Regions from separate parts of the Homo sapiens genome. Here region 1 is linked to region 2. The links are chromatin loops, found by intact Hi-C in ENCODE. Cell type or tissue: GM12878. All regions are shown on one strand.

Region 1 (2,500 bases), 1.5 Mb after region 2:
AATGATATCCACAGTTACCATCAAAGCTTTATGTTAAATAATATATCAATTTTTTAATTGCCCCGAAAGAGAAAACTGACAGATTCTTCTTGTTTTCTGTAACCCTTCATTTTACATTTCCAGGGCTGAAGAACTAGCAGACAAGAAAGAGACAGAAAGAAGAGGGAGACAGAGACAGAGAGAGATAGAGAGAGACAGAAACAGAGAAAGAGATTTCTTGACTGTTTAGAGTCCTCTTAAACCACAATATTTATAACATGCCTAAATCTAGTACTTATGGAAAAGATACTATACACTTAGAAAACACATTTTTGAGCCTCAGTAAGCCATACCAATAATTAGATATGATTTTGAAAATTAATGAGTCAGAATCACATCCTTGGTAATTAGGTCACCTCGGATGAAAATCTGACTTCATTCTTGTTCACTGTAACAGTAACCTTTCGCTCCCCCTCCATCCCAGAAGGCAACAAAATGATTCAACCTTACTAAAATCTCACCTCCTGTAATCCATTATATCTTAACTTACACATTAAGATTTTAAAACCTCCATCTGGTGGACATAACTTGACCTCTTTTGATTTATAGGCAACCTGTTTTCCCAGGTAAGCAAATTCATTTTTCCTCTGACCACCTGGCTGAGGCAGTAACAGCTGAGGCAAGCCTGCTCTCTAGTGAGCTATAACTGCTCTGCCAACATGCCATTAAGAGGGAGGAATCCAGGATGATTTAATGTCTATGAAATTAGAGCTTAAGCTACTTTGGAAACCAGAGGCTTACTAAACGACTCCTGATCCCTAATCAATGGTATGATCTGAAACAATAGCTCCATCAGCAGTGGAGAATTCTTTCTTCTTGCCTGAGTTACAGGGATTCATAGTGCTCATGATTATTAAGTGAGACGTAAAAGGAAAATTTCAATTACAGCAAAGGTTAAGATAGATGATATTCTGGGCCAGGGTTTCTCAAAGTGTGGCCTGCTAGCCATTTCCATCAGCGCCACCTGGCGTTGGGGTGAAGAGGGTGTCCCTTGAGTAAATCAACTTCCTGGGACCACTCCCTCTTCTTCCCTTCACTGGCGATTCTGAAAGTGATCTTATAGATATCTCTGTATATTCGGCCTTCCCCTTAAGATGAAAATGTACCACTTATATAAGGCTGTGCGAGGGGAACAACAGGGGACATTTAGGAAATTGCCATTTCTTTCTGTTTTCATTTCTGTGCAGTTTTAAAAGAAATGTGAGGACATTCAATTTCACAAGATGGATGAATAATGACAATATCCAACTTTACATGAACCCCGTGTTCCTGGAAAACAGTGATGGTTATGATATCTCCCCGTCCTTCCTTCCCTTCCCAAAATACCTCCACGCCTTTGTGTTCCCAGAAATGGCTGTCAGGGCATGCTCTGGTCTAGCATATTCCCAGCTCTGCCCTTCCTCAGTGGCTTCCATGAGAGGCATCTCCATTCTTCTCCATGACTCCATTACGACTCTGGATGATCCTCTTGTCTATCTGCCTCTATAAAACTGCAGCCCTCTGCCTTTTCAGCCCCTTCCTCTACCCCCCCTTTTTTTTTTTTTTTTTTGAGATTCTCTGAATTAATAAATGTTCTTATTGCGGCAGGCTAATAAAATCCTGTCTTGTGCATTTTAGCTTTTACAAAAGCAAGCCTAATAGTTTTTCTTACAAATACCTATTTATAAGAGAACACATGGCTGATGGTAAACACGAGTCACAGATTCAGCAAAAACAAGAGCCAAGCAGTACACCCTATTTGTGACTATGTTACTTTCTTGTGATTGTAACTGTGGCATGTGTAGTCAGACTTGCATTTTTTTCAAAAACCATTTTTGGCAACAGTATAAAAGATGTTTTGAAGCGATGAGACAATATCTGAGAGACCAAGGCAGAAGCAATTGAATTTCCAAACTAAGACAATGATGGTACCACTAAAGCGAAAAGAAGGCTTTTAGAGAGAGTTAAGTGTTAGAAACTCCAGGATTTTATCAACCATTGAATGTGGGAATGAAGAAAAGGTAAGGTCAAGGATGACAAAGGGATCATGTCTTTAGAGGCACTGAGCTGAACAATGCAGGGAGTGTCAACTTTAGTGGAATTAATTTATTTTTGAGTGTATTTATACCCAACTTAAAAAATTAAGCAATTTAATGTGACATATAAATACAGAATATAATCACAAAATGTGCAAAGTAAGACAAGTAAGGAAATTAGAATATAAGTACAGGAAAAATAGCAGGAAGCTTGGAGTGAGGTTGATAAACAACATGCGTACTCTAGGTCATATACATTAACCGCACATTTGGTTCTGAGCTTTCTGGCAGCCAGTGCAAAGAAGGGAGAACAAAATCAGCTTCTGAGACCAATTACTTTTCTGCCTAGAAGGAAAATTACTTAGGAAACTAAATATTGAATGACTGAGAGGTTTCTTTTAAACATGTTGAGTTTGAAGCTCTGAAGCAATTTAGACAGAATATTA
Region 2 (2,500 bases):
ATGGGGTGGCGGAGTGGGAGCCAGGGCGAGGGACTCAGGTCGGGAGCAGATGCATGGGGCCTCCCGATCTGGGACTGCCAGCCTGTGCTTACGACCCAAGAACTTGTGTTTAGGACCGGGTTCCCGAGCAGCCCCAGAGCCAGACAGAGTTGTCACAGCAGGCGAGGCGCTCGCTGCTGCCGGTGGAGAGCCCCTGCCTCTGGCTTCGGCAGAGGCCCAGGGCGGGAAGCAACCTGGCTGAAGGCCACAGGCGGTGGGGGCAGCATCCGCAAACCCGGGGCTCCAGACCTGGTGCAATATTTCTCCTAGTGCCACAGCCCACAGCCTCCTTGGTGATATATGTGTGTGTGTGTGTGTGTGTGTGTGTGTGTCTGTGTGTGTGTGTGTGTGTGACAGAGAGAGAGAGAGAGACAGATATCTCACTCCGGGCCTCCTGGTCATCCCGGCTCCCAGTGGGCAGGGGAGCGCTTTGCCCTCCTGGTGAGTGGGGAGGAACGAACTGGGCATGGGCACGCTGGGCTCCAGCTCAGGGAGCAGGGCCTCTCCCGTCATCCTGCCACTGCTGCCAGCGCCTGGCTGATCTATCTTGGTGTCCCGTTAGTGGCCCTTTGGGATTTCCCATGCAGCTGTGCCTGCTGCTTCCCAACCCGGCCTTTATCTAGGTGATATTTTGGCTTTCCTGAGCCATCTCCGGCCTTACTCATTTCAGCGAGAACCCGGGTAGGAAAAAGGGCCTATATATTGGCCTCCCAAAATGCCAGCGGGCTCACTCACGGCCGGTTTCTGAAGGCAGGACACCAGCAAACAGGCTGCTATATGAGATTAGCATCCATTGGCTTCTCTGGGCGACAACCCAGGGGCAAAAGGTTGAATCCCTCCCCACTTCTGCGCCGCGGTGGCTTTCGTGGCTGCCGCAGGCTTGGGTAGAGGAGGGAGACTGGATGTCACCGCTGCAGGGAGGCCAGGCCGAGGCGGCTGGGGAGCTGCGGGGAAGCGGGAGGGGGGGCGGCTTTCGCTCTTCCAGGCTGTCACTCCAGCACGTTCCGTGAGAGCCCAGCTCCCTCAGAAATAAAAATGCCACTCTGAATTTAAGTGATCCGTTCTTCCGGGACATTCTTTCCAGCGACAGGACTGTTAACATGAAAAGTAAAAGGGAAACAATATGATAGTTCAGAAATCACTGTTTTCAGGCGCTGCGGAACTCAGCCCGCGGACGATTCCCGGGAGGAAGGGCCTTATTTCGATCTGTGAGTGAGAGCAACGCGGCATGACAGTGTCTGCTCGACGTGCAGGGAAATCTTACCCGAGCCACTTTGGCAGGGCCCAGGCCTCGGTGCGGCGGTGCTGAAGCAGAAGTCTCCGCTTTAAGTGTGAAACTCGGAGGGCAGAGCAGAGGTGGGGAAGAGAGGGTCAGAGAGCCGGCCCCGCCGCGGTTGGGGTGGAGAGTGGCGAGCGGCGAGCGGCGGCGCCTTCTCTTCGGTTTCACCTCGGTTTCTGGCCCGGGAACTGCCCTTTTGGCGTGCAGGACTTTCCCTACCACAGCCGCGCGTCACTAGGGGGCGCCGGAGCCCTTCCTGAAATCGCCGCCATCCCCTGCAGGGCCCGCCCGGGGATGCAGGAGGGGGCGTCCCAGGACCCCTGCCCACGGGGCCGCCGGATGTTGGGACGGCTTTTCCATGTCCGCAGAAGCCGAGTCCCAGGAACCCCAGGGGAAGGCCAGAGGGAAGCCCCAGATGAGGGAGGACTCAGGGAAGGGTGTCGTCTTCCTCTCGCTACCTCCCGTTCTCTGCCTTGGGTCACCTCTGTGTTCTGCAGTGACCTGTCACCTGTCAATGCTCCAGACTGAAGTTAAACGCCAGGCTTGATTTTTTTTTTTTTTTTTTTTTTTTGAGCTTGGAAATCATGTCATAGCTGAATAAAGATATTTTACAATCTGCTTGTTCGTTACCTTTTGTCAATAAATTAAGAAACTGGGGATGACAGACTGGCTCTAGGTCCTTTTGAGATCCTGAGTCATCAACGTCGCCCTGGCCCACCGAGGGAGCCCTATGGCATTCCTTCCAAGCCTTAAAGGACAGAGAGGGTTAGATTCAACCTGACCCATTGCAACGAGAGAGAGCGAGAGAGAGAGAGAGAGAGAGCGAGCATCGTGGATGCAAAGATAGTTCTGGGGACGATTTTTGCAGAATTTTCTCTGGAACAGGCAGACTAGACTTTCCCTAGTGTTCGTGTGGGAGGAAGGTGTGGGATGGGGCAGTCTCCAGCCTACGGTCATTAACCACGGTGCAGAAGAACTCCAGGTTGAAGAGAGCCTGGTGAGCCTCCTCACCGACCTCCACTGAGCGCCCCATTTTCAGCCTTTCAGTCACGCCCGAGAATTTGTCATTTTAAGTCCTTGGGCATTTATGCTCCCCGCACTCTCCCCTGATAGAGTTCACTTGTGAACATTTTTAAAAATTCATTTTGACCCAGCGGACCGCTTGTAAATCCTGACAGTTGT

Evidence for each region. Hi-C counts contacts between places; a loop is a spot of excess contacts. Peaks named below come from ENCODE experiments on the same cell type or tissue, not always from the same donor. Only the 100,000 strongest peaks of a DNase experiment are listed, where the experiment ranks them.
Region 1: a loop joins it to region 2, with 8 times the contacts of the local background. A loop is called at or near these places in 5 of 110 quality-filtered maps.

What each region holds. Positions count from the first base shown.
Region 1 is chr4:181,300,439-181,302,938 of GRCh38, reverse strand. No RefSeq gene overlaps it. Among named protein-coding and RNA genes, the nearest start is that of LINC02500, 37 kb to the right of the region's middle. In GM12878, a CTCF peak has its summit at 1,009 (motif pointing left); a DNase peak (open chromatin) is centred at 943.
Region 2 is chr4:182,805,589-182,808,088 of GRCh38, reverse strand. No RefSeq gene overlaps it. Among named protein-coding and RNA genes, the nearest start is that of DCTD, 110 kb to the left of the region's middle. RefSeq lists an enhancer at 1-456 and silencers at 1,536-1,585, 1,606-1,695. In GM12878, a CTCF peak has its summit at 1,558 (motif pointing right); no DNase peak of the experiment used is centred here; H3K4me3 peaks cover 614 bases; H3K27ac peaks cover 285 bases.